3 separate regions of the Homo sapiens genome follow, and regions 1 and 2 are each linked to region 3. The links are chromatin loops, found by intact Hi-C in ENCODE. Cell type or tissue: ascending aorta. All regions are shown on one strand.

Evidence for each region. A loop is a pair of places that touch in the nucleus more often than their neighbours do. Peaks named below come from ENCODE experiments on the same cell type or tissue, not always from the same donor. Only the 100,000 strongest peaks of a DNase experiment are listed, where the experiment ranks them.
Region 1: a loop joins it to region 3, with 4 times the contacts of the local background. A loop is called at or near these places in 3 of 110 quality-filtered maps.
Region 2: it touches region 3 in a loop (3-fold over the local background); 3 of 110 quality-filtered maps call a loop at or near these places.

The regions. Positions count from the first base shown.
Region 1 is chr5:153,396,426-153,404,425 of GRCh38, forward strand. No RefSeq gene overlaps it. Among named protein-coding and RNA genes, the nearest start is that of GRIA1, 90 kb to the right of the region's middle. In ascending aorta, no CTCF peak of the experiment used is centred here; a DNase peak (open chromatin) is centred at 3,416; H3K27ac peaks cover 2,277 bases.
Region 2 is chr5:153,896,558-153,904,557 of GRCh38, forward strand. LINC01861 (long intergenic non-protein coding RNA 1861) reads right to left here and starts at 2,430. Exons shown (of 4, transcript NR_146729.1): 1 at 2,349-2,430; 2 at 1,630-1,803. In ascending aorta, no CTCF peak of the experiment used is centred here; a DNase peak (open chromatin) is centred at 4,674; H3K27ac peaks cover 7,072 bases.
Region 3 is chr5:153,567,819-153,575,818 of GRCh38, forward strand. The region is part of intron 2 of GRIA1 (glutamate ionotropic receptor AMPA type subunit 1); the gene reads left to right. Among named protein-coding and RNA genes, the nearest start is that of GRIA1, 81 kb to the left of the region's middle. In ascending aorta, no CTCF peak of the experiment used is centred here; DNase peaks (open chromatin) are centred at 3,493 and 6,036; H3K27ac peaks cover 6,078 bases.

The DNA.
Region 1 (8,000 bases), 170 kb before region 3:
ACATGGCAAAACCCCATCTCTACTAAAAATACAAAAATTAGCTGAGCATGGTGGCAGGTACCTGTAATCCCAGCTACTCAGGAGGCTGAGGCAGGAGAATCGCTTGAACCTGGGAGGCAGACGTTGTAGTGAGCCAAGATAGCACCATTGCACTCCAACCTGGGTGACAGGATTGAAAACTCTGTCAAAAAACAAAACAAAACAAACAAACAAACAAAAAAACCAAAAAACCAAACCAAACCAAAACAAAAACAGTCTACTAATATAAGTTCCTTATATTTTGGTACCAGTGATGAAGTTCAGTAGATTAAAAACTACCTTAAATTTAAGTTATTGATTTAGCATTTGAGGAGTCAGTGGAGAAGATATAAACTTTACAAACTAAAGCTGGTGGCTTTTATTGTGCTATGTGATACCTCAGAAAGCAGACCAGCTGTTTTTTGCAGCAGCAGTTTGATATTGAAACCTCATTATATTTCTTCATCCCAAATCCAGTCGCCAATTCCTCTCTGTTGTGGCCTCTAATTGTCATTTAATGCAGTTCTTCTCCATCCTCACATCCAGCCTTTTACTATGTGATAAGCATGTCTCATGAATTTGAATTTATATGATTTTATGTTTTAAATACTGTTTAAAAACTGAAATGCCAGGTATATCACCTTCTGGTATATCATCAGAGATTTCCTTCAAGTTTGATATTAATCCATTCATCAAATTTGCAGAGACAATTTTTCAATTGTACTCAAAGGGAAATTGCCTTTAATTGCTCAGATAACTGAGTCTTTCTTACTGTTCACACATACACACACACACACACACACACACACACAAAATCATCTTAACATAGCTACATGTTAGTAAGGCATTCACGTTAGTTTTTTTTATGGTTTCAATACTAATCTTTAAACCAGGGTTCAGCAAACTATGGCCCATTAGCCAAATATGGCCCTTCTCTTTCTTTTTTTAAGTAAAGTTTTATTGGAACATAGCTATCCCCATTTGTTTATGTATTGTCTGTCTGTGGCTGCTTTTGTGCTACAATGGCAAAGTCGATTAGTTACCACAAAGATTACATGGCCACAAAGGATAAAGATTTACTGTCTGGCCCTATGCAGAAAATGTTCTCTAATCCCTGTTCTAAGTAAGTGTTTCCAATCTTTTTATTCATGATTGTTCCCACAAGGGACCTTTTGAGACTTTTTGTTTTGTTTTGTTTTTTTCATTACCCTGCCCTGTGAAATTTTAATGCCACAGATATACCAGATATCTGTGCATGTACCCTGTGTGTATTTGTTCTTTATACATAAAAATAATAAGATTTCTCATCCCCTAAAAACCAATTGTTGTGCCCTCAGAGGCACTATTACTGTTGTTGAGAATGCATTCTCTAGACCAGAATTTCTCAGTTTCAGCACTCTTGATATTTTGGGCCAAATAATTATTTATGGTAGAGGCTGTCCTGCGCATTGAAGGATGCTTAGCAACATCCCTGCCCTCTGCCCACCAAATGCAAGTAGCACTCCTCTACATAATCTGTGACAACCAAAATGCCTCCAGACAATGCTAAATGCCTCGGGATCAAGAGGGAGGCAAAATTTTCGCCAATGAGAATTAATGATATCATTAAAAAATGAAGGCTAACTTATATTACTACATCATAAACTTAATATGTTTTTCCTTGCAATATTTACCATTAACAGAAAGTATCTTTTCTCTTTGTTTATTACAACTTCATAACAGGGTCCAAAAACTACATCTTCAAATACCTTATTCTAAATCTCCCTCCAAAATTGACATTGTACTAATTGGCCAGAAGTTGATTCACTGTTCTTGCCTAACTCCAATAATCTATGACATTTTCTACTGTAACGAGGCTCCTCAAAAACTAGCCAGGAGTACAGTAATTCTATTTAACAGTTCCCTCAGTGTGCTTGTTCTAAGTCTGAAAATTTGAACTTTTTGAGAATAATTCTTACCATCTCTTTTATATATTGAGCTTTCTTTCTCCTCTAACAAAGACCATTCCACCATTTAATTTGTAAGAATTACTCTCATTGTCAGAAACCAAAAAAAAAAAAAAAAAAAAAGGAACTGGCTTTTTTAAAATCATCAAACACATGAAATCATTTTCTAGATTTTTTTGGCAATAAAAAAAATGTTTGTTGCCATTCAACCTCATCATATCACATAGAATTGTCTGGAAGACAAAATGACAGATAAGACACAATATGTTCCTGAGAGTGACAAGGGCATACTCGAGGTATTTTAGTGCCTTCCTTTGGAGTTGTCTAGAGGAACGACTGAGGATAGGCATGTCCAAAAAAGGAAAGACATGTTTAACTTTGGCTTTCTTGGTAGAATTATGTGTTTGTATCAAGGAACCATTTTAACCTAACTCTATCACATTTCTATGTAATTTGCTGGAACTTGGCTTTTACAAGGTAATAATCTAAAGGAAAAGTAAAATGATCCTGTAGAATTTCTTTAAGGTTTGGGAACAAGGACAAACATAAATAATTAGAAAAGCAATTGGAAGTCATTGCAAAGTCTGATAGGTACTACTGTGGGCCACTTGAAGCAGTCTTGGTTCTTTCAGCCGGTCTTTCAATCTATCAAGCAAAGCCTACGCTTAACATCATGACATTGGCACATTCTCAAAATTAAGTGAAATAGGGATTTTTCTTATGTTACCATCTATCCTGAACAATAGGAAATCTAAATGGCTTCATTTAAAAACCCTCATTACCTCTCTTTGTGATTTCTGAGTAAATCATAAAACCTTTGCTCCAGCCTTCTGAAGCCAGAAATAGATGTTTCATTAACTACATTGTTTGGTCATGTTTGAATGACCAAAATCACAGAGCAAGATTTCTGCATTGCGCTATGGTTGTACTGCTATATGGTTTGAGGTACTAGCCTCTGTGTGTTCCTGCTACTACATTTGTCTCCTACCTGGAACTATGGCTCTACTAACTTTATCTCTCACATGTTTTCTTTGCTTCCAAAAACCTTGTCTCTGTATCATAAGACTAAAATTAGCCCTGAACTCGGAGTTTAAATATTTGGGTTGTTATTCTAACTCTGCCACTCACCAGACCAGCTATGTAACTTTGGGTAAAACCCTTCTTTTTGCTGTGCCTAATTCTCCCCCAACACTACAAATACTATTTGATCATATAACAGAGAAGTTTACATAAGGCATGGTTGGATCCAGGGCCTCTAACAATATTGTCAGAACTCTGTGAGTCCATAAAAGGAAAGCTTTCCTCTGATAGGCTGTCTGCATGGTGGAGCCTAGCAGATGAAGGCTTATATTTTCCCAGGTTCAATCCTGGTAGAGAGAGAAAATATTCCATTTCACCATTTTCAGCACACATCCTAGGATTAAGCATCATTTCCTGTCTTGCATCATGTGCCTGGCCCTTAACAGCCACCGTGGCCAGGACAATGTGTTGATTTAACTATGGCTGAATTATTGCCGTCACTAAGACCCCAGAGATCATTAAAACAATATGATATGAGATGGAGAGATGGGAGAATTCTCCAAGAGGAAAATTAAGATGCTAATATAAAAGAAAGAAGAACATATACTTTGCTGGATACAAGAAGAGAGGTTACTGCAGATAGAAAGGCAGCTCTCTCTTTGGTGAAAATGTTGCTTTACAAACCAATATTTTAATCTCATTCCCACCTCTGCAGCTATCACTTGAGAACATTAGCCTCCCCTACCAATGCCTACTTTTGATCCTGCAGCAGATGCCTCAGCCTCAGAATTTTGAGACCCACTGCTGCAGGTCTTTCCCCAGGACTGTCTTGCTCTTAGAAGTCCATCAAGGGAGGAAATCATTCATGCATGAGAATTCATCCATGAGTAAGTAAATTATTGGCCCTCTAGAGTAGGGGCTTACAGCCCTGTTGTTCTATATTCTCATTTTTATCTATCATTATTGCAAATTAACATGTTGTAGAAATTATAAGAGTCATCAAAACACATTCCTAAAAACTGGGGACCAGAGGAACATTCTTTGGGGACTCCTGTTTAACTTTCCCCTTCTTTTATGTACCTTCCACTTTGCTATGTAGTCCTATCATCAAGTCCCTTCCATAAATCTACGGGAAACATCATCTCTAGCTTTTTAGCTTATTTTTAGGGTTTCTGTGACTCTGTCATGGACTCCTGGTGAGACTTCAGTGAGACTTTGGGCATGTGGCTTACTGCTATGGATCTCAGCTCCCTATTCTGAAAGAAAAAGAACATAAAACAGTGTGTACTTTCTCTTTCTGGTTTGCTATAAAAAAATTAAATGAGTTAGATATGCGAGCTGTTGAATGGTGATGTTACACTGGAAAAAGACTTTAGGGTCAGGAGATGTATGGGTATCATCTGTGGAGTTCTAGAGACAGAAACAATCCCTGATATTATTATTACATAGTCAAATGGTACAAAAATGATACTAAAGGTCAACTGGTACAAAAGGTCTTCTTTATCATATTCCAAATCACAATGTGTGAGCTACCACAGTCTGCTTGACCTTCTCCTAAGCCTGTTTCTCTTCCCAAGCCCAGTGTTAGTTCCCACCATGTCCCAGCACCATCCAGCATCTCGCTGTCCTGCACCACCAAATTAAACATCTCACCCAGGGCATTTGCCCAGGAAGGAGGTGTAGGCAGTTCCCTGTGTTCTGGATCACCAGAAGGTGGGGCAGGGCCATCTGCTCATGCACAAGGACAGCTGCATTCCCCATTGTGAGGCATAGGATGAATCATTGGCCAAAAAGCAAATTTTATTTCACTGGATGAAAAATTCACAGAGCTGCATAGTCTCATGAGGTTGTTTCGGGTGTAACTGTAGAAAGTAATGGAGCTCAAAAACTGTTATTGAGTTTTTGAATGACAATACTTTATATGGTTCAAAGAGAAACTTTATAGTAATATGTTATTTTACATATTTTACATAATAAAAATATATACATGCTGTCCTTCACTTAGCACAATTCCAATATACACAGATTTTAGTTGCCATAGTTTAGTTACATAATGCCAGTCTCCTATCAACGTGGTTTAGATTGCAATTACCACAGTATATTAACTATGGTTAACTGAATAGAGTACACACTTTGTTGCTAGCTCTTCAGTCCACAACTCACTGCATAAATAACAGATGGAGGTCATAATCAATAAGTGATCATGTCACCTCTTTCAAAATCTGTTGGTAATTGGTCACCATTTATCTGTTATTCACAGACAGCAAAGCATGTAGTTGTGTGTTGCCTTCATATCTCCCAGTAATAAACCCATATGAAACTTTACAAAATTGGATAATCAAAAGAGAAAATTGGCCAACACAGATGAAAGTGCAACAGTACTAGAAGAAAGGTAATATGTAAGAAGTGAAATTTGAATCAGACCATAATGGAGTTAAGAAATAGCTGAACATGGTAAGGTTGTCATTGCCATGACTCCAAATATACTACTAAAGGAACTTAGCAAAGGTGAAATTATTAAAATTAGTGAGAAAAGTGTGACAAAAAGGGTGAGTATATCCCAGAGAGGGTGATACCAGTAAAATGCTTCACGTTAGGAAAACTCTTAGAGATATTTCATGGCATTAAAAGAAAATTTAGGCCAAGCATGGTGGCTCACGCATATAATCCCAGCACTTTGGGAGGCCGAGGTGAGTGGATCACTTGAGATCAGGAGTTCAAGAGCAGCCTGGCTGACATGGTGAAACCCTGTCTCTACTAAAAATACAAAAATTAGCAGGGCTTGGTGGCAAGTGCCTGGGAGGCTGAGGCAGGGGAATCACTTGAACCTGGGAGGCGGAGGTTGCAGTGAGCCAAGATTGCGCCACTGCGCTCCAGCCTGGGCAACAGAAGGAGACTCTGTCTCAAATAAATAAATAACTAAAAAAGGAGAAAATTTACGAAGGAGGATGACAGTTCACCAAGGCACAGGGCATAGGAAACATGTCTGTTCTGTGTGGTAAGCTATACGACAAGCAGAAGGTGAACACTGTTCAAACTACGTTCTGTTTTGTTTTTTTAAACAAAGAAATGAAATACTTTAATCCTCAACATTTCTAGTATTTTAGAGTGTACCAAATAAATATTAGTTTTACTATTTTTTTTATTTCCTTACATATTTATAACCAACAGCAGGAGAGTTTTTAAAGTTTTGATGAAAAATTTTAAGGTCATGGGACAATCATAATTATTTCACTAATGATTAAGATTGCATTATGTGGTTACAGTTTGCACAGTCATTTTATGGTCCCACACTACCCTCTAAAGTGAAGACTGCATATTTTTATCTATTCCTTTTAAAAGAGAGGAATTAGGTGACATGAGTCACAAAGGAAGTATGCATTCTTATAGTGTCTACTGGTTATAAAATGTGATTCTGGGAGCTGTGAAAAAGAAGAAAAAATTAGATGTGGTTGTTACCCTCATGAACTTTGAGATCTCCTTTAAGAAGATGAGATTTTACATAAAGGAAACCTGTATGACATAAGGATAATTCACATAATAAATGCCCCCTTAACATAAACACTCAAAATAGGGATTGCTTTTTCTTATAGTAATAGATGAAGGAAAACATTTGGCCAGGAACTGATTTGAAATATGAAATTAAAATATAGAAAACAAAAAAACAAAAAAGAAATTTAAATATAAAACCATGTTTATTTTTCATTAATCAACATTTAATTTGAAATCGCAGCAATGTCTTAATTCATAGATGAATTAAGTATGAACTACATTATCTGTTGGCATAATTTTTCTTCAATTTTGTGGTAGGAAGATATACCACCCTTTGCTTTAGGCTGGATTCTTAAATCATGATTATGAAATAAGTAATTTTTACAAGAATATTTGATAGCTCATCAATTTTCTCAAGGACTTTTCTACATCTTTTGATATCCAAGTCCTTCTCACTTGAAGCTCCTAGGTTGTTGTGATAGTTATTAATTTCTTTTTCCTCTTTCACTAGTTTAATTCTGCCAGCTCCTCATTTGCCCACAGCTTAAAGATAGTTCAAGGAGCTATCCAACATCACTTTCACAGATATCACAAAGTCTTGTAATTTGCAAATTGACTTTGCAGCTGCTTTACATTTTGTTATAACTCTAAATTCTGATAATCAACAGAAATTTGTCATTTGAAGGTGATATTTTATGGTCTACATCAGAGTCAGCAAACTACAGCTCAAGAAACAAATCTGGCCCACTGCCTGTTTTTGTAAATAAAGTTTTATTGACACACAGCCATACATATTTATTTATATATTGTGTATGGCTGCATTCATACTACAACAGCAGAGTTGAATAGTTGTAACAGACCATAGGGCCCACAAAGGAAGCCCAAAATATTTACCATCTGACTTTTTGCAGAAAAAAATTTACCAATCCCTGGTCTGGATTGATGTTGGTTTTGAGTGAATAGAGATGGTTGCATGGACACAGATTTGATAAGAGTTCAATTAATTAGTAAAGATTCTGGGTTCATGATTTTTGTTCCCAGACTAACTCAAAGGTGAAAAAAAATACAGCAAATATTCTGCTAACTCTTAACAAAATCTAACTTTTTGAAATTTCTATTAATGAGACAAAGTGCTATAGTATTTTGGAGGAGAAAGAGCTCCCTTTGGCTGCTGAAGGAAGGTTCCCTTAGAGAGATAGTATGACTACAGGACTTCAAAGCATGTGTAGGATTAAGGGTCAGAATCTTCTCTAAAAAGAACAATATGGACGGTAATTTTCTGTAGTTACCAACAAATAATAATTAACCACCTTGCTGAGATGATGGTATAACCAGTAGAAGAGATAAATAAATAATGTGTCTGATTAAAACCTTCCTGACTTCTATTGAGTTAGAGAAGTTCCAGTAACAGGGACACAAGATCCATCAATGGTCATAGCAAAGTGTAATCAAGGCACCTGCCACCTGCCCCGCTCAATGTTTTAATAAAACCTCCAAGCCCCAGTGGAATTCAGTGTGGCTAGT
Region 2 (8,000 bases), 330 kb after region 3:
CTACCACTACAGTTACTAAGAGTGGTATCATTATTATAATAACATTTATTTTTATTACTACTTCTACTAGCTGTCAATAAGCAGCATATGGCCCTCTGAACCTTGCTTGGAAAGATGCCCATCTTTCAAAGCCTCTTTTGTATCATTAATCTATTGCTGTTTAATAAAGCACCTCAAACTTGATGGCCTAAAACAACCATCATTTATTTTGCTCATGAATCTGTAATTTAGGCAGGACCTAGGGGAATGGCTTACTTCTGCTATATATGGCATCAGCTGGGGTAGTTCATCTGAAGACTAGAGGATCTAGTTTCAAGATCACTCACTTACACTGCTTAAAAAAAATGGTGCTACCTCTTGGCTGGGAACTCAGCCAGGGATATTGGTTTCAGTTCCTCTTAATCAGTTGTTTGGGCTTCTAAACAGCATGGTGACTGAGTTGCAAGAGGGAGCTTCTCAATAAAATAAAAGAACATGGCATTTTTATGACTTAGCCTCAGAAGTCACATTATGTCCCTTCCTCTGTACTCTGTCTGTCCAGGCAATCACAAAGATGCACCCATGTTCAAGGGGAGGGGACACAGACCCTACCTCTTCATGTAGGAGTGTTAAGATTGTAGAAAAAACATGTGGGATGGAAAATATTTTTGCAGCCTTCTTTAGAAAATATAATCTGCCATACCTCTCAGGAAAGTCTTCCTGAATTCTTCACCCTCACCAGTTACATGACCTCCTTTGGTGTCCAACTTTCTTTTACCACTCACATTACCCTGAAATGTTCAGCACTGTCTTTCTGTTTTTCCAATATCCAAAATAAATGGCATGGAGATGGTGGCAGAAAAAGGAAATAGAGATGCTTTACAATTTGATCTTGCTATCACTGTTTGGACACAGACAGCTCTGGAATATAATTTTATTCATTTAGAACTTTTCAACCTCTCAATTTCCTCATCTATGAAACAAGGAATAATAGTGATGACACCTCAATGAATTTTTTGAGAAAATCATATTAAGCACATCTAACTTCATGAAGCACGTAACTTACATTAGTAAACCTGGCTTTTAAGAGTTAGCACAAAAATATTAGCTATTATGATACCACTAAGTTGGAATTTGCGACAATTCATACAGAAAATAGATTTTTCTTACCCTAAGAATGTCCTGTGTTGTAACTAGTGAAAATTAAAGGTGGAGAAAATGTCAGGGAATGAAGCAGAGAGGAAAGATATCTTAAATATTTATGGCACGGCTCTTTTAAGCCTTTCACATGGAGGAGGTGGGGCTTGTACGGCATCCTCTAAGCTGAGTCCATTTTGGAGAGGTAGTGGAAGTGGGGAAGAGCATGAATGAGTAGAGAAAACTGGGCCAGTGTGAAGGGTCTGAAGGAGTCGCATCAAGCAGAGAGTGCCCTGTCTCGCCCAGCCAGACGACACAAAGCAGAAGATGGCATTTCAGATGCCCTCCAGCTCAGCAAGTCTCTACTCCTCCATTCGCAGAGGTTCTTTGTCACAAAGAGAACCTCCTAAGCCACAAAAGGAACTTAATGGAAAGATGCTGGAATGTTCAAGAAAGGAGGTGGGCTGGCTCCAGGGGTCTAGGCAGCAGGGAAGGCTGTGTGGGCCTTCTTACCAGAACATTGCCATGGAATGGGATTTGGCTCCAGAGACCACTATGATCAGAGTCTTTCCACTCCAAGTTTCCAATTCCCAGTGTCTTACCCTGGGTTAATCAGCTATGGCAAGGGAAGCAGGATCCGACAGTATGGGAGTGGCTGCTGTTAGCTCATCCGACATAAAGAGACAACTGTAGAGAAAGAAAACGAGGCAGAATTGACACAGAGAGGCAGCAGTGGGCAGGGAGCCCTTACATAGTGAAGGTCCTGGCCAGGTCCTCCTCCTCCCTCTCCATTGTCACAAAAACTGCCCTGCACTGGGTGGCGCAATGGAGTTCCAGAGAATTTAATAAGCAAAATGTGTTTATTATTCATCTATCACGTGCCAGACAGTGTGTTTAGCACTACAGATACAGAAATGAATGGACACTCCATTTCACAGCACAGGAGTACTTAGTGGTTAAGAGCCCCCAACTGGGAATGACAAAGATCAGGGTTCAAATTCCAGTTCTACCCCTTATGCATTGTGTAAATTTGGCCCTGTCTCCTCAAGCTACAGTGAAGACTGGCTAATAATTGTGCCTACCTTACAGGTCATTATAGTTCATCACAAGGATTTAACAAGAGAAGGTAGACAGTCCTCATGAGATGCCTTACACCTAGCGAGCACTGCATATACTTGGCTGTAACTCCGACTGTAACAAAAAAAAAAAAAGGACTTCCCTGCCAACTTTACCTGTCAGTGCTAGAAGAGACTGTATATTCTTATTCCAGGGTATAGGCAGATGTCCTGCCCAGTGGGATCCAGCCCCACAAACATCAGAATCACCTAGGAAACCAGTCAACAATGCAGCCCCCAGCCTTGCTCCCAGATTGTCTGATTCAGGACATCAGGAGAAAGGTCTGGAATCTACATTTAAAGCTTCCCCTCACAATCTAAGTGATTTTAATACATAATTATTATGAGTACCAGTGTTCTAGACTAGAAAATCCTCTTACTTGAAGGCAAGGAAACTGACAATGATGGAAAGAAAACAATTCGACTTAAGATCTCACAATGAGAATTACTGGGCAAATTAGTTTTCTATTGTTGTGTAACAAATTACCACAGACTTAGTGGCTTAAAACAGTACGGTAAAACTATTTTTTCCTAGTTTCTGTAGATCAGAAGTCTAGGCATAAGATGGCTGAGCCCTCTGCTGTTTGGTCCCAAAAGGCTTAAATTAAGGTGTTGGGCTGCCATCCTTTCTACAGCTCAAGGATCCCCTTTCAAGCTCTCATGGTTGTACGCAGAATTCCATTTCTTGGGGTTATAGGACTAAGGGCTCTGTTTCATGCTGGCTATCAGCCAGGGGTCACTCTTAACTCCTAGAGGCACTCTCCGGCCTTTCCATGTGGCCCCCTCCATCTCTAAAAGCCAGCAATGGAGAATCTTCTCACATTGAATCCTCCCCATGCTTTGAATCTCTCACTTTTCCCATCTTTAACCTCTAGTCTCAGATGTAAAGGGCCGATATGTAGTTAGGTGAGGCCCAACCATTTGATTAACTCAAAGTCAACCAGTTACTACCCTTTATAACAGCTACACAATTGCTGTATGCCATAACATAACCCTGGGAGTGACAGCCTGTGATAATCACAAGTTTTGCCTACATTCAAGGGAAGGAGGTTTTACAAGGGTGAGGGTCATGGGAGGTCATTTTAGAATTCTGCCTACTACACTGGGAATATAATCTAAAACTCAGACAAAACACAGCTTGTCAGTCATGCAGAAGTCACCACCCCTCACATTACAGCAATAGCTTCCTAACCTCTAAATCAACATTTGTACCTCCAAACCAAATAATACAAGAAAAGTTCATCGATGTAAAATGTAGCTTATAACTGTTATTTCAAGGCATTGTAAGCACATAGGTTGTCGATGTATTGAACAGGCACTTTCTTTGGTGTATCTCGGTGAAAAAATTGACAGTCGAGCTTACTCACCAACCCTTGCCTGTGTCCAACAAACACAACTGAAATGGAACTTAAACTGACCATCGTAACCAACCACTCACAAAATCAAGTGCTCAAACAGAAACAGATGGGAATGACAAAGGAACCTAACCTAGTACAGGTTGAGTTTATTTTGTCTGAAATGCTTAAGACCAGGAGCATTGCAAATTTTGGATTTTTTTAATTTTGAAATGTTCACATTATACTTACCAGTTTCCCTAATCTGAAAATGCTCCTGTGAACATATCCTTTGAGCATCATGTCAGAATTCCGTAAGTTTTGAATTTTGGAGCATTTCAGATTTCAGATTTTTGAAGTAAGGATACTCCATCTGTACCTCCTATGTACTTAGCACAATCTTTGTACATTATCTCATTTAAGAGTTAAGACAGTCTCATGAAATAGACATTATTATTCCTATTATAAATAAAGAAAATGAGATCTTTGGGAAAAAAAAATACAGGTAGCAAGAGGTAGTACCAGGATTAAACCTAGGTCAGGTCAGTCTAACTTCAAACTACATATTCTATCCACAGATCCAATATTAATAAATGTTGGTTATCTTCTCTATTACCTCAATCATACAATATATTTTTAAGACAAACAAAAAATCTCCACCAGCAAAACAAGACAGTGTCCCTCATGCAGTCTTAAAAAATAAGAACTACATTTTGTTCCTGCCCTAAGTAAAACTAAATCTTTCCAACAGTGTCAGATGTATTACTAATTACACAATTACATTATGCAGTCGTGCTTGTAATAAAATTCTTGGAGTGCTTTTAGCAAATTCAACTTTGGAGAAAATAACGACTTCCTTTAGAATTATTTACTAAATTAAGCAATTCTTTACTCAACATTGTTTTTAATAATTCAAGTACAGGATGTTTTATTATGAACATTTTCTAAAACAAGTTTAAAAATAATTCCATTCTTATGAGTATGAGCATGGTTGTTCCAAGAAGGTATTTTTAAAAAATATTTAATATTCCTGTTCTGCCAGACAGTGAAAGATTTTTCACATTTTCCATGATTATTTCAACTGGAATGCATCTCCCTCCTGCCCCCAGGGCTGACAGAGTTGGGGAAGAAAAGCCACAATTTCATTTATATCACTCAGCAGGTTACCACAGATGTTTGCAAGTTCTTTGGAGGAGGGGAAAATAAAGATGTCATGACAGAAGTTTTTCTCCCTTTTCCAAAGACAGTTAAAACTTTCCCCATCCCATGCGGTCTTCTGCAATGTGATTTTGCCCCCCCAATCCCCACCCACCCATCAGCAAGTGACATCTACTTGATCTCCTAGAATCTTGGTGGGCCTGTGACTACAAGGACCAGAAGAATATGGTAGAAGTGGTTTCAGTTCTGGAATCAACCCTCAACCAGTCAGGTGGCTTCTGCTTCCTTTTTTGGACCACTCAATTTTGCGATGCTCCCTCTGAGAAGCCAGCCAACATGCTGTGACATGCACAACCACACGGAGAGACCCTGTGGAGGCACTCTTGGCAACTGCCAGCTTCAACTGTCAGTCATGGGAGGCAACCATCTTGGATGCCCAGCCCAGTGGAGCCTTCAGGTGACTGCATCCCAGCCACCATCTGACTGCAACCTCACCAGCAAGCCCACAGGAGATCCACCTAGCTGAGCCCAATCAACCCACAGAAACATGAAAGAAGATAAATTGCGGCTTTGAGTCACTGAAATTTGGGGACATTTATTATGGAGCAATAGATAACCAGATACCCCTCTTCTAATTTGTCATGTATGTGAACCAGACCAGACCTGGCCACTAAGTGAGTAACTGTCTCCATGAAGGAACCATTAGAAATGTCCTGCTTTTCTTTGGGTCTCCATTTTCCCATCTGGGAAAAAAGAGGTAGGGCTAGATCAGCAGTCACAGTCTAGAGTCTATGATGGGTAGTCAATAGTTAGAAACAATATTTCTAAAAACCTGATGAAAGCCACACATTTACATGTGATGAAGCCACTCTGGCTAACTAAAAACCAAGTTTCCTTGTTTTGGGTTGAAATTACATCAACTCCGTGTATCAGCACTGTTCCTTCTGCTAGTCAGAAGCTGGTTAGCAGTCCCAGATGGCTTTGATAGCTAAAAATGAAATAAAGAATTAAATGCTGCTTAGTTCATGCAGTTTGTTCAGCATAGAAAAAAAAAATTTTTTAACATGAGCTTCTCAGCTGAGAAAGGAATCCTCAAGCAAAAAAAGATGGTAATGCCTGGGAAACATGACCTATAATAATGTTAATAGCTATCACATACTGACCACTTACTATCGACTAGGCCATATACTGTGCTGAGTGAGTCACAAGTAGTGGCTCATCTGATCCTTCAAATAACCCATGAGGTGAACACTATTTTTTTTTATTTGACATAGAAAAACTGAGGCACAGAGAGGCAAACTACCATGTGTAAAGCTATACAACTAGGAAACAACGGAAATGACAGAGCCAGGATTAAAACCCATCAGATTATAAAGCCTACATAGTACTACCTTTTAAAAGTATATATTTGTATCTAACTCAAATTAAATGTCCCCTAAAATTGTTCCTTCCACCTTTCCTCCTTATAAATAATATGTGTCGAGAAGACTGTTGGCGTTTGAATAGTAGTCCAGGCCTTGGTCATGGCATGAAGAAGTGAGACTGTGTGTTTCACAGGACTGGCCAACATCACTGGAGAATGAGCTCTCACACACTGCCTTATGGGGTACAAATTGGTAGCAACCCATTAGAAACTTGTCTCAACATTTAATAACTTTGAAGATGTGACTATACCATGTCCTAGCAATCTCATTCTTAGGTATATGCACCAGAAAACCTGATGCACATGTAGCAGTACTTACGTGGAAGTTTATCACAGCATGTTGGTTATAGCAAAAACTCAGAAACAACCTCAACATCCATCAACAAGAAAATTAAAAGTAACTGCAAATTATTGTCATTCAAGGAATTACCACATTTTAAAATGAATCAACTAGAAATGTATGTTTCAACATGGATGCATGTCAAAAACAATATTAAAAGAAAAAGGTAAATTGCAAAAAGATACAGTATGACTCCATTTCCATAAAGCTATACAATATGTAAATTTTATATTTGGTTTATACATGCATATATATGTAATAAATGTAAAAGCATTTGGGGAAGATCACAGTTAGCTCTGGGAATGGAGAAAGATGGGGAAAGCCACACAAGAGTCATTTTTATGTGCAATATTTTATTTCTCAAACTTGGTAAATTTTAAGTGTGTACTATATTGTCAGTTCATTTTGGATGCTTGAAAGATTTCATCATTTTCTTTAATTGTTCAGGAATGCAACTTTCATACCATATCCAAGCTTTTGGCCTTGAGAATCTTCTGCTCAGTCATTTCTTCCCTCCTTCTACATATTCTCCACAGTCTCCCTCACTCCACATCACTAATCTGGACCCCATGCTTTCTTTCAATCAAAAGATGTCATTTATTTAAAATTTAAAATCCAAACGACCCTGAAATGGTTTGCATTTTAAAAGAAGATTTAAGTAGAAAGGGCTTTCAAGACCTAAAGAAGTGACATTATAAGGGTGGAACAATTCTCATGGGGTCCTATGTGACATCTGCTCACATCCGTTCATTCTACAAATATTTATTGAGTACCTACCAAGTGCTAGGGGCTCGTAAGTTGCCACATTGCCCACCTCCAAGAGGAGGTAGCACCCTCTGCAGTTGTATTCTGTGAGCCCTGGTCCCAGGTTCTATGGGATATAACAATGACAAAAAAAGAGCCATGTGCTGTTCACATTAGCAACCACTCCAAATAGAATGAGACAATACACAGTAATTGATGAGCTCTGTCATCCAGCTGCCTCATTTTATTAAATGGGGAAACAGGCTCAGAGAGGAGGGCCAGAATTACCAAGTCACAGAGCACAGCAGAGATAAGGCCTAGGTCTCTGGACTCCAAGCCAGTGTCCATTTCTCTGTCCTATACTGCCTCTTTCTACACTCCATAAGGCTGTCCCTGAGTGGGGTAGAGAGAAGGAGTAAACAGATAAGAAGAAAAAAAGAAATACCTATTCTTCTCTCCCTGAAATAATGTCACTTCTCTCCCCACCTTTTCCTTTCTTCACTTCCCCTGCCTTTCAATCAGCAGGTACTAAAAGGCTACCATTGATTGCAATGATTTCACACTCTTGTTATGGATCCAGTGTTACCATTAATGCCCTGCTTGACAAACAAGCAGCAGTCCCCATTGCAGTAAGACTCAGCTAGGTGAACAGCCCTTCTGGGAGCTGACTGGGGAGATGGACAGAGCCACCCAGAATAGAGGAGAAAAATCCAGGCTGAGAACCAGCAGGCTTTATTCTCATTCCAGCTCTGCCACTCACGTGCTGGGTG
Region 3 (8,000 bases):
TAAGGGAAAGAATAGTAGGAGATAAAAATAGAGAGGTAGGCTGGGGTCAGATTATGAAGGATCTAGTAGACAGTAATAAGAAATTTGGAATTATTCCGAGTACAGTATAATTGGAAGCCAGTAAGTCAGGGATAAATGGGTGCTCTCAAATATAGGAAATAAGCTGTAGATTTGGGGTTTTGTCCCACTTTATTTTATTTTGAGTTTTTGTGGGTTTTTGTTGTTGTTTTTGCTCAAGGATCCACAATCAGAGAGTGATAGAGCTAGGACTAAAACCCAAGTCTCCAGGCTAGTAAGCTATAGGTCTTTCTATTAAACACGGGTGACGAAGCAGTCTACATTTATTAACTGTAGGATTGCAATTGGCCGTTACTCTAACTGACCTTTCCCTGAATCCACCTTGTTTAAGAATTCCTAATATAGTACTTAGCATTTGGCATGAAAATCAAAGAAGATGAACTTTAGCAAGAAGCTAATCCAAATCTGCTTCACAGACCAGCAGCATCAGCATCACCTGGAAACTTGTTAGAAATGCAGAATCTCAGGCCCACCTCAAACCTACTGAATTAAAATCTGTGCCTTGATAGTCCCTAGTTAATTAGTATGCATGTTAAAGCTTGAGAAGCACTGATCTAGTTTATCAAAATATCATCAGAAACAGTCGAGTGATTCAAATGGTTTTTTTTAATGGGCTTTTACTGAGTCAGAAGACTAATGATGGTGTCATCATTAAGCTCTCATTATAACATCTTTTTTATTCCTTTCTTTCTTTGGCTCACAGCAATTCTTCACTCACAAAGTCCTATGTAGTCTTCCTTAATAACAGCATACATTCTTTCCTTTCATTTCTGCAGCCACCACCTTTGTCTTTACCCTCACTAATTTGTACCTAGCTTATTATAGCCATATCAAAATTTATGCCTTCCTCCCTTCATGCCCTTCATTGCCTAGAGCTCTCCGAATCTCAAACTTCATATGGCTTTTTCTTGTCTTCAGAGTAAAATTCACATTTCCAACTCTGACTTTGAAGGCCTTCTATATCAAAACTCCAAACACGTTTCCCAGAGAATCTGTTGTGTGTATGTCTTTAAGTCCATGTCTTTGTTCACACCCTGGAATGCCCTTTCCCATCCTTTCTACTGCCTTCAAGGCTCTGCTGAAATCCCACTTCCATCAGTGATGTCAAATCTACCCAGTTGCCTACCCAGGTTCTACGGCACTTGTTGCCTGTACCAATTATTTTTTGGTGGGGGGGTCTGATAGCATTATAATTTCAGGCACAAGCACAGGTCTTCATAACTAAATTGTAGTTCATGGAGAACAGAGGCCACATCTTTGTCTGCTCCCACTCTAATGCTTAGTAAGGCACTAAGCATGTAGTAGGTAATCAGTAAATATTTTGCCTTTGAATCTGAAGTTGTGGAGTAATGCCCAGATTTACAAGCACTTCGTTTCTACTAATTTATTTTCTCTAAGGGTCTATGCTACAGTTCAGCAATTGTGTAAACAGCATTGTTTATAAAGCCAGCCATGGGTAAGCAGTCTCAGATCAGCTGGGTGGTAGGCAATGGATGCAGTCCAGAATTTCAGGCCAAATAAAATTGTGAATCTTTATTTCAAGAACCACTGTATTCTGTGGGACCAAGCTCTGTTCCGGGTGTCAGAACAATAGGTATCCCTCCCTGCTGCTGAGCAGCTGTATGGGGCAAAAAGCCCCGATTGAGCCTGGCCCGCCTGAACCTGGGATAGCCCAGATATAAAATGATAATAACATTGACCTGAATTCTGTATTTTGTTACATTTTTGTGTTTGCTTAGTACTTCTTTCTTAAGGTTGTTGGCAAGAGCATCTGCTGGTAACTTGGCTCAGTGTGTTGTAGGTTTTTGTATATGGTTTGGGTTTCCTATTCCTGGGCATTGAACTATTAAGATTCCTGCAGATAGGCATAACTACTTACAGCCTTTTCTGTGTATATATTAGCTCTTACGGACCTCATAAACCTAAAGAGGTGCAGAGGAAAAGTGCCATCATTCTCATTTTACAACTGGGGAAGCAGAGGCCCAGAAAAGTGATCTAACTTTCCCAAGTTCACAAATGTGTTATCAGAGCTGCAACCAGAGCTAAGGTTGAGGCTTTATGAACCTTAGGTTACTATTCGGTTAATAGGCTCAGTGCAGCCTTACCTTACTAATTATTAAAAATAGACAACATTAGGATTTAAACCAGATGGTCTTTTCCTGTTGTTCACACTCTTACCCACTGTCAGCAATGGCCCATCAGATAATCCACACTGATTCATGAAAAGGCAAATATTTTCTGTTTCTGTTCTAAGCTAGGCTTGCCAAAACCGAGAGCAATATTCTCTATCCCCGAGATGCATTGCTTCAAGCACCTATCTACTTTCTCTGCAAAGTTATCCCTTTGGCAATGGTTCTTCAATTCTGATTATATCTGGGAGAGAAATAATAAACCTATTTAGATGCTAATTGGCTTTAACATCTCAGTGAGTCAACAGGCTCATGTATGTCCTACAAGAAGTCTCTCAAACCTGGATCATACAGCTATCAAACAGTGTTGCTCAGCCACCAACTTCAAAATGGCTCAATCCATTTGAGTTTACAAAGCATTCCATTTTATAGCAAAGGACATCTGTGCTAAGGATAGTGTCTTAAAGGCTAGGCTTTTGAGGTGGCAATTATTTTCTTGCTGAGGTTTCAGAATAGACAATTTTTTTTCCTACATTAAAACAGAGAAATGAAGAGTCTGAGTATTCTAGGAAGTTCATGGCATAATGGTAAGCAGATAAATTTCTGATATCCTTCTGAAAATTAACTTAGTAGCTTTGTGACCTCTGGCGCCTTATCTTCTCCAAGCCTCGGTTTTCTCATCTGTAAAATGGAAGTCATAATGGTACTTACAAGGCCAAAATGATGACTAAATGAGAGGATAAATTTAAAATATTTAGCTCAATGCCTGGCACATAGTAAGTGCTTCATAACAATTGAGTACTAGTATTACTATTATTTATTAATAATTCCTATAGTCAAATAGAATAAGGAGTCCCCCTTGTTCACTATAGATATTCAGAATGTCCTTCTCTCAGGCCTGAATGAGTAATTCCTTCTGGATTACTAATATCAAAAGTCCATTTGTATCTGATTGAGATGAGGAAAGAAATGCAGGATGGAGCAGGGAACCAGTCCTCACACTACATGGTTTACTCCAGCGATTCTCAACGTTAGCACTACCTATGTTTTGCACAGGGTTAGTCTTTGTTTTGGGGGGCTGTCCTGCACAATGGAGGATGTTCATCAGTATCCTTGGCCTCTATCCATTATAAGATGCCAGCAGCAAACCAACCTCCTCCAAGTTCTGATGACCAAAACTATATCCAGATATTTGCCGACTGGGGGCACTTGCCCCCAGTTGAGAGTCACTAATTACACAGTACATTTGTCCATGATGGGGACATGTAGGCTCACGGGGTAGCCAGTGACAGGCAGGCAGACAGGAGTGGGGAATTTTTTTTCTGTAAAGGCCCCAAGTAGCAAATATTTTAGGCACTGTCTGTCCCAACTACTAAACTCTGCCATGTAGCTTGAAAGCAGCCAAAGACAACACATAAATGAACATGTTCCAGCAAAACTATTTATGGGCCCTGAAATTTGAATTTCATATAATTTTCATGTGTCACTAAGTAATCTTTTTAAAATTTTTATTCAACCACCTAAAAATGTTAAAACTATACATGAGTCGTACAAAATCAGGTGGTGGGCTAGACTTGGCCCATGAGCCATAGTTTTCTGACCTTTGGACTAAGAAATACATGAAGCCGTAACTTCATATTTATCCCTAAGATAAACATGGGATAAATATGATACTTCTCCTAACACCATCAAATTTACATATAAATTTTAGAGAAAGCATATTATTTTATTAAAATGAGCATTGCTATATTTTGGAATAGGACCCAAGCCAAAATGAATTTTAGAGATAAAACATTATATTCCAAAGTTATATCTTGCTTCCCATGGGCTGTTGACCCATGCCTCAGGTCCCCAGAGGCCTTCATTTCCTGCCTTCATTTTCCCTTGCTTTTAGGCTACCTTGGTAGGAAAACTTAAGAAGTTGCCATGCCATTTTAAGTGAGAAACTAAGTCATATAAGAGCCTTTTAGACTTCCCATAACTGGTTACCCTTAGATAGTGTCCAATAAGGCACCTCAAAATATTCTAAGTGCTCTAGTGGTTGTCTAATATATTTCATCAGAGAATGGTTGTGTAATATACGATTGTTTAATCCAAGGTGGCTCCTATAAATCCTTTTTGAAATGTTCAAGTATCTCTGTCACACACTTGGGGTATGAGGTTTATTCACTTCCATTGTCAACTAAGCAGCATGTGTACCCCACAGCTTGATGAGTACCCAGAAAATCAGCAAATGGTGTGGGCCCTACTCTCAGGAAGCTGGAATCTGATGGTGATATTAGGACCTGCTCATATGAGATGACCCGCAAAGAGTACACCATCAAGAAAGGTGTTGTGGCAGAAGGAGAAGTGGAGTGGCAAGCGGGAGGCACATTTTCTAGCACCTCCTGTGCATTCATCCTGAAGGAGAGAGTTACTTTACCTTTAGATAAGTTTTTCTCTTCTGCCCAGAGTGCTTTTTTGAGACAGATTCTGAGACATCATCCAAGTTCAGCTGGGAAGAATGCCACAATTGATTAGAGCTGTCAGCCGTGGATGGGAGATCAGGGATTGGCTGGCAAAAGTGCCAGGGTGTTGACAGGCATAGTCTCAGTCATCTCCACAGTTCTTCCTGGCTGGAAATGCCTCTGGCTATATTACCCTTATTGCATGATTTCATGGTACTGATCAGATCCAAAGAAGGAGGATGATTGTGAGATGCAAAGCTCAGGGGACGACTACGCGGTGAAGGTGAGAGAATGCCCAGAGCTTTGAAGAGGCTGCTTCTTCTTCAAAGCTGTGTTCCAGCAGAGCACATTTTGTGCATACTTGAATTTTCATTGGCTCTAGGCTGAGCGCATTCTATTGTGGCGTTGGCATGGGAAGAGGGAGGCATGCGAGAAATATTGCATCTCTGCTATTCTCCTGGGCCCTTGTGAATGGGAATGTCTTCTTAATGAGCCTATCCCAGAGAGTCTGGCCTTTCAGATAAACAAATAAGCATCAGCAGGAGATGCTCACAAAAGGACTGGGCAAAATAGGGCCACGTTGAGTGACAACCCAAATAAAGGAGTCCTAAGAGGTCTGAAGCTGGTGGCTAATGAGCACATCTCCTCATTTGTGATTTCTTGGCCAGGACATGTATTGTTGAGGGTGCCAGGAAAGTCTGTCTTATTTTATACAGGAAGAAGCCTTTCTGGCCTTTGTCCTGGTACTGGCTTTTATATTTTATGTTGGGCTAGGGGCCTGCCTGGAGGACATTTACAAGGTGAGGAGAAATCTCAAGCTGATTTTAACCTAACACAATTTTCTTATCTTTCTAGTGATATATATCAGTTTTCTCACTTGGGAAATGGGAATAAAAATACAACTCACCTACTAGAATTGTTGGGATGATTAAGTCGGATGATTCTCAGAAAGCACTTCCCACAGTTTCCAATATGTAGTCAGCATCTGATACATGTTGGCTGCAATCATTATTAGTAACAGTATTATCATCATCATTTTGATATGTGGAAAGATACCAAAAGGAGTGTCCAGGGGTGAGGGATCTAGTTCCAATTCTGCTACCAGCTGGCTGTGAGATTTTAGGCAAGTCATCTCTCATGTCAACTGAGAGTGCTGGACGGGAGTTTTTATTCATTTTGTAAACATATTTGGAGGACCTACTAAGTGCCAGGCTCTATTTCCAGGGAGCAAATATATAAAGGTGAATAAGACACATTTTCTGTACTCAAGAGATCCCAAAGGTAATGGAGGAGACAGGTAACACATGTGACCACATAGCATGAGAATTGCTCTTACTGTGTGGCTGCATGCCAAATGCTCGTGAGGCCTGGCACGGAATTAGCAAGACTAAAGGCTCTGTCCCAGTCCAACCTTCTGTGAGTCTATAACTGAAGCATCCAAAGTATAAGCTGGGTGATTAGGGGAAGAAGAAGTCACCTAGCTGGCAAGGGGCCTAAAACTCAAGTCCCCTCCTTCTAGGACCAGAGTACTCACCAACTACCAAGCTGCCTTAAAATAAAAACATTCAAGAACAAGTGATGTGCAGAGAGGCAACACAGTGATAAGTAACTGGGGTCTGGAAATGGGAGACTTCAACTTCAATTTCAGCACTGTTATTTTGGTAGTTTAATGATTTAGAGTCAGTTGTTTAATCTCTTAGAGACTCAGTTACTTCATCAGCAAGGGTGTTACTATAGTAATACCTGCTAGACATTATTATTATATGGAGAGAGAGAGCTTGGTAAGCTGTGACATATACATTCTAGTTGGTGGTTGTTTCTGTTGTTATTATTAATAGTAACAACAATAAATATCCTGTTGTTTATTTTTTTGAAGTGTTCAGTGGCTGGTAACTGAATTAGAGTGCCTGGAGATATAGGTAAGGGTTTTTTGTTTTAATAATCATTATCTTTGTTCAAGAGAATAGGAAAAATATAAGCCTCTTTTTAACTTTAATGCAAAAAAGTCTTTATAGCTTGTGTGTGAAAAACAAGAGGAAGGGAGGAAGGGGAGGAAAGAGATTGTCTATTTCTACTTAAAGCTAATTAGAGAAGTAATTTTAGGTAAGAGTATTATGACCTGATTTCTGATTAATTTAAGTATTATTATACTGTTGTAATAGAAATCCCTGAAGTGCTTTATTGATTATCTGTTGGTAGAATGAAAGGGTAAGCAGCTGTAGTAAATAAAATTTTTGTCTGAGGCAAAGCAAAGGAGAAGTAATATAGGAGAAATTATTATAATAAAGATGGGAGTGAGAGAAGAAACCTGGGTTCTAGTTCTTTCAGATAGGTGACCTTGAACAAATCTCTTCCCTATACTTGGCCTCGGTTTCCCCATCGGAACAACCTAGGGCATACTCTAGATAATCCCTAAGGTCCCTTTCAGCCTTGACAAACTATGAGATTTCTACCTGTACAATACTGAAACAGTGATTAAGAGGGAGAGACACCCACAAAGAAAGAAATAGTTTGTGCTGTGCTCAAATGCCTGACTGATAAAAAAGAGAACAGACTCATAAAACCCACTAATTCAAATTAAATGGATAATTCTTGTTGATTTTGAGCTGGCAATCTCAGGCTTCTAAATCACAAGGAAACTCCATTTGATCCTGCAATGGTCTCTTGGTCTCTTTCTTAGCTCAGTAGTGCTAAGCACAGAGGTTTCATGGAAATCAAGAGAGAAAGAGAGAGAGAGAGAGAGAGAGAGCTGTTTAAAAAAAGAAGAACAATATACTTGGATGAACTAAAGAGTGGTCCTCATGAAAGCCTCATAATGTCCATTGCCTACCTGTTTAACCCTTTGTGGCCTGATTTTTGGTCCTCAACTGAAATCAAATTAGGTAGTCTTATGTAGGGAAATGAATAACTTGTACACTGTTGTTGTTTGCCATCTTTAGGACCACCAAAGGGTAACGAATTCAGCAGACCCACAATCCGGCACTTCAGGTTTTTGAAATTTACTCATGAAAATTTAGGAAGTCCTAAAGGCTGTGAAAAATCATTGAACTTCATTGGCAGGCAGGACCTTGCTTTCAAAACTCTATGAGGCTACAAATCAGAGATTGAAACCTAAAGAGGGAACAGGGCTTTCCCAGAGTCACCTGCCTTCCCAGGCAGAACTGGGACTCGAAGTCACAGCTAGACTAGAACTCCACTGATTCCAAATCCAGTATAACCAAGTCTCCTGTGGCCTTTCCCATGATCTGGACCCAAAGACTTTCTGATGTTCCCCAAAAGAGTTGTAGGTGCACTCTGTTCTCTGGTTCTTTGCAGTGTAATGGCAGAACTGAGGTTAGAATTCTCC